2 separate regions of the Homo sapiens genome follow, and region 2 is linked to region 1. A link is a contact called in ENCODE POLR2A ChIA-PET data. All regions are on one chromosome and are shown on one strand. The core of a region is the stretch at or near the end of the contact, and the rest is flanking DNA. Distances in the headings are between cores, read along the strand shown.

Region 1 (5,118 bases), core at 370-2,869:
TATGTTGAACAAAATAAAGTAAAATGAGTACATAGTGTATTATTCCAGTTATAGGAAGTTCAAGGTCAGACAAAACTACCCTGTAGTGATAGAGGTTGGAATGATGGTTACTTCTTGAGGGAATTGCCAAGAAGGGACATGAGAGAGCCTTCTAGGGTGCTGGGTGGTGGTCACATGAGTGTGAGCATTTGTCAGGCTGTATGCTTGCCATCAGTATGTATGAGCGACTTCTCGTACCTCCTGCACCCAGAGACAAGCATCCTTCAGCCATACAGTTTCTGTGGATGCTCACTGGGTCTTCGGAGCCATGTGTCCGGCTGGGAGGAATTCCCACATCGAAGTCCGAGGCTTTGCCGCCTGGCGGAAACCCCGCACCACGGGAGCTTGTGCTGCTCTCAGGGCAGCTGCAGACTTCCCTGAAGGGACTTGCTTGTCCTAGAAGCATGTCATGCAGTGAGACACCGCTGCTACAGGGCGGAATCCACTTCTTTCCATTCTTGGATGTGGCATCCGTGGCAGGTGTTGGGAGGGTGGCCTGGCCACATCCTCACCTTCCCCGGGCCCAGGAGCTCCAAGTCAGGCAGTATTTGGGCCTCAGGAAAACAGTGTGGCCTGGAGGGAGGCAGACTCACTTTGGGAATTCCCTTGCTGCACAACTTTGGGTAAGGGATGCCACGTCTCTGGGCCTCAGTTTCCACTTCACACCTTCAGGGATGGTGTGAGGATCACCCAAGAGACCACATGGGAAGTGTCGGCCCCTTGCGTGGCTAGAAGCTAGGCTGAAAGTCCCTTTCCCTCTCACAGTATGCCACGCCGCCCTCAGGACCCTCCTGCTCTGCCTCTCCATGCGCTGCTCCTCTGCTGTGTCGTCTGCACAGAACTGACCACCTTCTAAAGGGCATTTGCCTTATTTCGTCCCCGCTTCTTGTCACCTCCCCGAAGCGCAGAGATTCTTGTTTATTCTGTTCACTGCTGTATATCTGCAGCCCTGGGCACGTAGTAGGTGCTTGATAAATAGTTGTTGACTTGACTTGTTAGCAGCTGGTAGAAGCTTCCCCTAATGTTTCATTCTCCAGGCTTTATTTTGAGTGAAGTTGAGGCCAGAAGGCCTCAGTATCCTCTTCCAGGGATGCTGGGAACTGTAGACTGGATGACCGTGAGCTTTTCAGTGTGTGTGTGTGTGTTTTTTTTTTTTTTTTTTTTTGAAGCTGGAAGAAACTGTACAGAAAAGAGGCCCATTTTGCAGATATGGAGACCAAGGTCCAGAGGGACCAGGGCCTTGCCTTCTAGGGCACCTTTGATGGGAGAATCCGTAGGCTTGATGTTGAGGTCCTTCGGTTTGTCTTTCTGCCTTTTCATTGCAACTCCAGGGGGAGAGGGACCCTCTGGCCTCACCCTTGGCTCTGACCTCAGTGCGGTCAGTAAAGTCTGCCTTTCCCTCTAACTTTCACCTCTTTCTCCCCACTGCCTACGTGCCTGCCCTCTGCCCACTGAAAGTGGGAGCATCAGAAGGGAGCTGTGCCCCCAACCCCCATGTGAGGGACAGATCAGCAAAAGCCTCAAAGTCCGTGGGCCGTGTGTCTCCCATCTCATTGTGGCTGGGGCCCCGGGCAAGGGCACCGTGCCTCGGGAGTGAGTCACTCTCTCTCTGTGCCAGGCAGGAGCTCCAGGGACTAGGGGTGACCCAAGAGTGAAGGCCTGATGGGGAGGAGGACCCGGCATGACAGCCCTTGGCTTGCTGGGGGAGGAGAGTGGAAACTTTTACATTTGTTTCTCGCTTTCAACCCAGTAAGTAGGAATCAGCCTAACAGATCAGCAAGAGCCTCAAACCTTGGCTCGTTCTGTTCAAGAAGACAGAAACCACAAAGGCAAGGAGAGCTGGAGTTGGCTCCATAACAAAGTGACCCTTGAGCGTGGAAAAGCAGACCAGCAACCAGCCTCGCCATAAACCAGTCTGAAAGGCGAGTGGGTGACCTGGGAAAACGCACTTGTGGCCCAGTTGACAATTGAAGGGTTAAATGACCTTAATAAGCCGAAGTAGCTGTGAATCAGTGAGAAACTGTGACTGCCTCAAGGGGAAAAGGTGCAAAGAACAAAAGAGAAATACAGTGAAAAACTGTCAGCTTCTCAAAAATCAAAGAGATGTAAATTAGAACAGGGGGTGCAGTTTTTCACCTGGAGAACTCGCAGAGGTTTAAATAAGATCGTACATTTTACGAAGAAGGCATCTGTAGCACCCTTATGAATGCTTTCCCTTCTGGGTGCATAATCGCCCTCCTCTAAATTGGATGCTCTTGGGGTGACCTCACCTGGTTCTCTCTCCCCATCACCCTGTATCCCTTGAGAATATCTGTAGTGACAGCTCCTGAGCACCTGTTGTGTATCATGCATTCTATACATACTGTCTCATTCTGGGGGTTCCATTGTTCCACTTCGCAGAGGCAAAAACTGAGGCGCAGAATGATGAAATGACTTCGGCGAGGTACCCCAGTAGGTAATGGAGCTGGCATCTGAACCTAGGGTAACCAGCCTCAAGCCCGTGCTCTCCTTTTTTGCTTATTTTCCACCACTGTTTGGTCCCTGGCTCTCCCAGAGGGACATGGCACTGGCTGGGCCTCAGGGGATCCTGGCTTCTCTTGAATTCAGTGTTACCTTCCAGCTGCCGAGACCTGCAGGAACTGATTCCACAGGACAGTCCTGCCAAGGAGGCAAGCGGGCCAGAGAGAGGCGGCAGCAACTTTCTGACAGGTGCCGGGGAAGTCCCGATTTGCAATGCTTGCCCGTTTCTACTGTGTAAATACTTACACTATGGCCAAAGTGAGATGCTTAAATGCAGAGTTTGGAAAAGATGGGCACAGTTGGCTTCTGGGAGCTGGAAAGAGCTGGCTTAGCCATAGCTTCACCACTGCCCAGGTGGGTGACTTTGACCTGGTGTCAACCTCTCTGAGACTCGGTTTTCTCATCTGTAAAATGGGAGCAGTATTTGCTGCATAGGGTGGTTGATTGTGAGGATTAAATGAGTGAATGTGTGTCTAGCGCCTGTACTGTGGTAGGTGCTGTCTAAGCGTTCGTTATGAGTGCACTTAACTTTCATTCATTCATTCATTCATTCATTCATTCAGCTTTCACTAACTTCTTCAGCCCTCCAGCATCTGTCTGTCAAAGCCAACTGTCCACCAGGCCTGTGCTAGAATCTTCCTTTTCCCTCTCTCCCTTGGAGTATCAATGGGGGAAGGGGGATGGCCTCACCCCTTCTGCAGACGGGCTTGTCTGGATCCTTGTTTGCTGTGATTTGAGCCAAGGACAGCTGTAGTTTTTTTGTGTTTTTTAGAAATTTCCACTTGTGTGGCTGCCTCCCTTGGTGTAGCCACAGAGGGGGTGGAGAAGGCGCATCCTCTGGGGGTCGTGGACCTTCCAAAAGCCAATCCTAGCACCCCGTGTTGTCAGTTTAGAGGCAGTGGCCTGGGAACTGGCAGTAGACTTCCGGGATGGCTGTCGTGGGGCCAGTGCTGTGCGGGGGAAGCACACTGGCGGTGAACCTGGCTTGGCTGCTTCTCAGTGGACTGCCTTGGGCAAACCACTGCTCCGTTCTGAGCCTCGGTGTATTTTTTTAGTCTATAAAATGTGCTAACAATGGCCTCCTGGCAGGTGGTGGGACCGCTAGTTTTGAAGAAGCCGAGGTGGAAACGCCAGGGAGCCCCACCCTACCCCTGTGGGACATTGAGAGTCTCCAGACTGATCCCCTTCTTCCTGGAGGCCCCAGCAGGTCCCTGGGAGGAGAACCAGGGATGGCCTGAGGAAAGGCTCTCCCTGGCAAAAACGCGGTCCTGTTTGAACTTGGTTCTCTGTTAACATGTGCTGAAAGGAGACGCCGGTGCTCTGTCTCTAGCGATCCCTGGTTCCAGGTCCCCATTCTGTTCCCAATCCAAGCCTTTGGGTCGTTAGTCCTCCACCAAGGCCACCAGTGATCAGGACCTCTGTTTCCAGAGCCCTCCTGTGTCCCAGGTGCGTGACTGGGACAAGTCTGAGAAATGATCACAGCCCAGAGGAGCCTGCGGACACGTGATGATGAAATGTCCCATGGGGTCGTGAAACAGAAAAGGGACATTAGAGAAAAAAACTGAGGAACTCTGAATCAACTGTGGACTTTAGCAATAAAATGTTTTAATATTATTTCATTAGTTGTAACAAATTCACCACACTAATGTCAGATGTAAATAGTCGGAAAATGAGGTGTGGGTATGCGTATGGGAACTCTAGGTACTAACTCAGCAGTTTTTCTGTAAATCTGAAGCTATTCTCAAAAATAAAATCTGTTAAAGAAAAAAAGACAGGCGGGTGCAGTGACTCATGCCTACAATCCCAGCATTTGGGAGGCTCAGGTGGGAGGATTGCTTGAGGCCAGGAGTTTGAGACCAGCTTGGGCAACATAGTGAGACCCTGTCTCTAGCAAAACTAAAAAATTAGCTAGATGCAGTGGTGTGTGCCTATAGTTCCAGTTACTCAGGAGGCTGAGGTGAGAGATCTTTTGAGCCCAGGAATTTGAGGCTGCAGCGAGCAGGGATCACGTCACTGCATTCCAGCCTGGATAATAGAGTGAGACCCTATGTCATTTAGGAAAGAGCCCAGCGCAGTGGCTCACATCTGTAATCTCAGCATTTTGGGAGGCCCAGATGGGAGCCCAGGAGTTTGAGACCAGTTTGGGCAACATAGTGAGATCTCATCTCTACCAAAAAAAAAAAAAAAAAAAAAAAATTAAGAAAAGAAAAGAAAAAAAAGGCCTTCCAAAGAGTTGCAGGCTCACAGGGGATCTTGGTACAGACGAGCAAGCGGTCCCTTCCTTGGTGTGTGTAGGACATGGCTTAGTGAGCACGTCGTGCACCTTGCGTGTGTCCCATTCAGCACCATGGCTGCTCATACCCTGCCTCGACCGTGCGCGGGAGCCCTGCTTCCCTGGCTGGAAGCCTCTCCCTTGATGCCCAGGAGAAATAGCCTCTTGCACTAACAAGGGTGGATCTGTGCTTAAATTACCTCTTACCTGGTTCATCCCAACTCTCTTCCAGCCCTTTCCTCTGCCCCCACCCAGCTGCCCTCAGCCTTCAGCCTCACTGGAGGAAG
Region 2 (5,092 bases), core at 2,566-5,065, 260 kb after region 1:
ACAAGGTTTCACCACGTTGGCCAGGCTGGTCTTGAACTCCTGATCTTAAGTAATCCACCCACCTCAACCTCCCAAAGTGCTGGGATTACAAGCGTGAGCCACTGCACATGGCCCCAGCCACTTATTTTCTTGTGATTTGTCAGCAAACAGCCTCTGGGGTTGTGACTGCTGGAAAGCACCTCCAGCTTTTGTGGAGCCAGGTGTGGCTGGCACTTTTCGTTGGGATCATGTTTGGATCTCCCTCAGGCCTTCTCACCATGTTCCTCGTGTGCCACACTGGTGAGATAACGGGGTGTGGGAGAGACTGGGCATTCAGATTCAGCGGTTATAATTAAAGGGCAACACTGAGGCCAGGATGGCTGGGATCCTCTCGTAGCTGCCATGTGACCTCTGGCCTTTTTGTCCTTCCCCATGATGTCACCTTTCATTGGATGGTGACTCCCTGCACATACCCCCAAAGGTGTCCATGTCCTAATCTTTGGAACCTGTGGATATGTTACATTATGTGGCAAAGGAGATTTTTGCATGTGTGATTAAGGGAAAGATCTTGAGATGGGGAGATTCTCCTGCATGACCCAGGTAGGCCCAATGTAATTACAAGGATCTTTAAAAGAGGAAGGTAGGAGGTCACAGTCAGGGAGAGAGAGCAGGATTCTGGCTTTGAAGGTGGAGGAAGGGGCCACAAGCCAAGAAATGCAGGTGGCCTCTAGAGCTGGGAAAGGCAATGGGTGGATTCCCCCTTGGAGCCTCCAGAAGGAACACAGCCCTGCTGACTCCTTGGTCTTAGCCCAGCGAGACCCGTTTTGGAAATCAGACCTGCATAATTGCAAGATGGTAAATTTGTGTTGTTGTAAGCCACTAGGTTTGTGGGGCCATCCTGGCCTCAGTGATGCTTATTTGGGAGTGTGTTTTTTTCCTATTACTGCTCTAATCTTTTAAATTAGATCTGAAGAGATGCTCTAATTTTTTTTTTTTTTTTTTTTTTTGAGACAGAGTCTCACTCTGTCACCCAGGCTGGAGTGCAATGGCATGATCACAGCTCACTGCAACCTCTGTCTCCTGGATTCAAGCCATTCTCTTGCTTCAGCTTCCCAAGTAGCTGGGACTACAGGCATGGCATGCGCCAGCACACCTGGCTAGTTTTTTGTATTTTTAGTAGAGACAGGGTTTCACCATGTTGGCCAGGCTGGTCTCCAACTCCTGACCTCAGGTGTTCCACCTGCCTCGGTCTCCCAAAGTGCTGGGATTATAGGCGTGAGCCACCGCGCCCAGCCCGAGATGCTCTAATCTTTTAGAGCAGTAATAGTAGGTTGGTGCAAATGTAATTGCAGTTTAATTGTAACTTTAATGGCAAAAATTGTGACAACTTTTGCACTCATCTAATAGGAAACACACTCCCACGTAACCATCTCCTGAGATCCCTTTCCTTGACCCATTCGGTAAATATTTACTGAGCCCCTCCACATGCTGGAGACTCTGCTTGTCACCAGATTGACCAAAGCAAGGTCTTGTCCTTCAGGGGTTCAAGTCTTAGGAAGACAGAGACAAGATGACAAGGCTAAGATTGTCACATAGGGTGTTAGGTGGATCGTAGAGAAAGAAGACATAGAAATCAGATGGCATTGGACCAGAGAAATTTTCTCAGATGTCAGTGAAAGGAGCTTTGAACTTGGAGCGAGCTCTGGAAATGTTGTCTGGTCGCACTGGGTATCTAGTAAATATTTCAAACTCAACGTGTCCAAAATGGAATTTGTCACCAAAACAACGGAGATCTCTGCCTTTAAAACCTATTCCTCCAGTTTTCCCCATTGTGGTAAGAGATACCACCATCCAGCCAGGTCCCCATGCCAGAAAGCTAGAGTCCTCCTCGGCCCCTTTGCCACCTTCATTTCTGGCATCATGTCCACCTCCTGGTTCTTGGGGTTCATCACTGTTTGGAGATGTGCTTCCCTCTGCCACGGCAAGGCTCCAGGATCCTAGGCTCAGAGATGGGGGAACCGAGAAAAGCATCAAGTATGATCTGTGTCCTCACCTAGGTGCAGTAGGAGGTCAGTGTAGGGGTCCATGGGCAGGTTCCCTGGGCTCCAGTTTCAGCTCTGCACTTACCAGTGTGACCTTGAGGTCAAAGTGCTCGACCTCGTGTGCCTCAGTCTCCTCACTGATAAAATCGCAATAATAGTAGGACCTATCTCACAGCAGTGTTTTAGAATTCAATGTAACAAGCACTTAGAATAACACATGTTCAGTCAGTGATAGTGGTGGTTGTTGGAGGAAGCTTCTCTACAATACTCAGTGCTTCAAATGGTGATAGCAGCAGCCACTCATTAACCACGTCCTCTCAGTGGTCTTATTAACCTCTGTCCTTGGCGCTTTAAAAATCCTCCTCATGCTTTTTGACGAGTCTACCCATTTTATAGATGGGGAAACTGAGTTTCATAAAGTAGCAAGAACCTTCCCAAAGCCACTTAGCTGGAACAGCTTTACCGTGATTTTCTAGTATGACTCTCAAGGCTGCCGGAGACAATTTTGAGTAATTGCTGGGTTTTTAAAAAGTTCTTCTTCTGTATCCATTTGAGGTCTTGGTTTATCCCTGCTGGAGATCCGCAGAACCAGCCTCCTGCCTCCTGTGGATCCGATGAGATGACTGAAGATAGGACACTTGATCCTGGACTTGTTTCTACTTCCAGCCTCCCTGTTCCCCTAGGGAATTTCCTCATGTTTTGCAGATTCCTAAGCCCCATGATTGTGCTGTGGCCTAGGGCTGCATGTCCTTGTTGACCTTGCGCTGAAATAAGACTCAGGGGATGCCCCTCAACGGGATGTGTGGTAAGGTGCATGGTTAATCTCATACATTATAGAGGATTGCTGGGTTTTTTTTTTTTTGGGGACAGGGTCTCACTCTGCCACTGAGGCTGGAGTGCAGTGGTGCCACTATCGCTCACTGCAGCCTCAGCTTCCCAGGATCAAGTGATCTTATCTCAGTCTCCCAAGTACCTGGGACCACAGGTGTATGCTCCCATGCGCAGCTATTTTTTGTATTTTTTTTTTGGTAGAGCTGGGGTTTTGCCATGTTTCCCAGGCTGATCTCGAACTCCTAGGCTCAAGGAGTTCACCTGTCTTGGCTTCCCAAAGGGCTGGGATTACAGGCATGAGTCACTGTACCCGGCCTGCATTTATTTCTTTAAAATCCTACTTCCTCTGTTTCAGATGAGGGATCAGAAACATAAATACCTGCAGGCAGCTGGATAGGTGACCTAAATAAGAGAAGCAGGTTGTATCTAGGGGACAAATGACAATAAACACAGGCTGCACACTGGGAAAGTTCTAAGGGTGGTGGGAACCGTGGTTAACGGGGAGTCAGTGCATGTGTGCCTGGTGTAAAGTGGACAGATCCTACGTCATGCTGCAGGCTCAGGGTCCACAGATCTGCAGTTGGAAATGTAGGTTGTTACTGTGAAATCTCCTCATTTAAAAAAAAGCGTTGACGCCGCCAGGCACGGTGGTTCATGCCTGTAATCCCAGCACTTTGGGAGGCCAAGGTGGGTGGATCACCTGAGGTCGGGAGTTCAAGTCCAACCTGATCAACATGGAGAAACCCCGTCTCTACTAAAAATACAAAAGTAGCCAGGCATGGTGGCGGATGCCTGTAATCCCAGCTCTTTGAGAGGCTGAGGAAGGAGAATTGCTTGCACCTGGGAGGCGGAGCTTGCACTGAGCCGAGATCATGCCATTGCACTCCAGCCTGCGCAACAAGAGCAAAACTCCGTCTCAAAAAAAAAAAAAAAAAAAAAAGTTGACTCATTGAAACACACAAATAAGCAAAATGATCTTCACCTGACAAAACACTCCTGTACCCTGATGCAGTTCCCAGGCCAACAACTTGTGAAGTCTGTTCCAGACTGTTGAGAAATGTCATTTTTTTTTTTTTTTTTTTTTTTTTTTTGAGACAGAATCTTGCTCTGTCACCCAGGCTGGAATGCAGTGGTGTGATCTCGGCTCACTGCAAGCTCCGCCTCCCAAGTACACGCCATTCTCCTGCCTCAGCCTCCTGGGACTACAGGTGCCTGCCACCACGCCCGGCTAATTTTTTTGTATTTTTAGTAGAGACTGGGTTTCACCATGTTAGCCAGGATGGTCTCGATCTCCTGACCTCGTGATCCACCCATCTCGGCCTCCCAAAGTGGTGGGATTACAGGCGTGAGCCACCGCACCCGGCCGAGAAGCGTCATTTTTATTCTGTGCTGTGGTGTGGTGCCTCTTCCTTTGCTTTTATGAGCTGCAGTTTTGATCAGCGAGTCCTTGCGGGTCAGCAGAGGGTCTTGAGAAAAGGTTGCTTTTACAACCTTAAGCAAGTTATAAAAGTCGTCTGAGACTCAGTTTCCTCATATAGAAGCCAGCCGTCACAGCCTCAGCCTTCCGAAGCTGCTGTGATGATTGAACAATGTGGCATTTTCCTGAGTGCCTGGTGAAGTCGGGTACATAGAAGGTTTCAACAAATGTGAATTTATTTCCCCTTAACTTGCATTCCTTTTTCTTTTCTGAATGCCGAGGTGGGTGGATCATGAGTTCAGGAGATAAGAGGCTGTATCTTACCAACTGCATTCTGATTTTACAGGAGATCACAGAATGAATTTCCTGTGTGGGCCATTCTCTCAAACATTGCTAGTCTCAGGAATAGTCAGAAAAGCACAGGACCTGGCTTTTAATGATGACAAGGACTGCCCCCTCTGCCCTGTCTTTTTTGTATCTGTGATTTTCATTCATTAATGGGGTAGTTAGTAGTTTTTATTTTATTTTATTTTTTTTGAGACGGAGTCTGGCTCTGTCACCCAGGCTGGAGTGCAGTGGCACGATCTCGGCTCACTGCAACCTCTGTCTTCCGGGTTCAAGCGATTCTCCTGCCTCAGCCTCCTGAGTAGCTGGGATTACATGCACACACCAACGTGCCCGGCTAATTTTTGTATTTTTAGTAGAGATGGGATTTCACCCTGTTGGTCAGGCTGGCCTTGAACTCCTGACTTCAGGTGATCTGCCCGCCTCGGCCTCCCAAAGTGCTGGGATTACAGGCGTGAGCCACCGTGCCTAGCCAGTT

What was found. ChIA-PET counts read pairs that join two places held with the same protein, here RNA polymerase II (POLR2A).
Region 2: POLR2A ChIA-PET joins it to region 1 with 15 read pairs in activated B cell. The contact joins two enhancer-like sites. POLR2A ChIA-PET finds 5 or more read pairs at or near these places in 2 of 52 experiments (OCI-LY7 and activated B cell).

Annotation. Positions count from the first base shown.
Region 1 is chr16:81,566,857-81,571,974 of GRCh38, forward strand. All of the region lies in intron 1 of CMIP (c-Maf inducing protein), which reads left to right. Among named protein-coding and RNA genes, the nearest start is that of MIR7854, 36 kb to the left of the region's middle. Within about 2 kb of position 1,620, at least 6 of the 41 ENCODE cell types and tissues checked have a DNase peak (open chromatin) inside an H3K27ac peak, as active enhancers do.
Region 2 is chr16:81,824,321-81,829,412 of GRCh38, forward strand. The region is part of intron 2 of PLCG2 (phospholipase C gamma 2); the gene reads left to right. Among named protein-coding and RNA genes, the nearest start is that of PLCG2, 48 kb to the left of the region's middle. Within about 2 kb of position 3,816, at least 3 of the 41 ENCODE cell types and tissues checked have a DNase peak (open chromatin) inside an H3K27ac peak, as active enhancers do.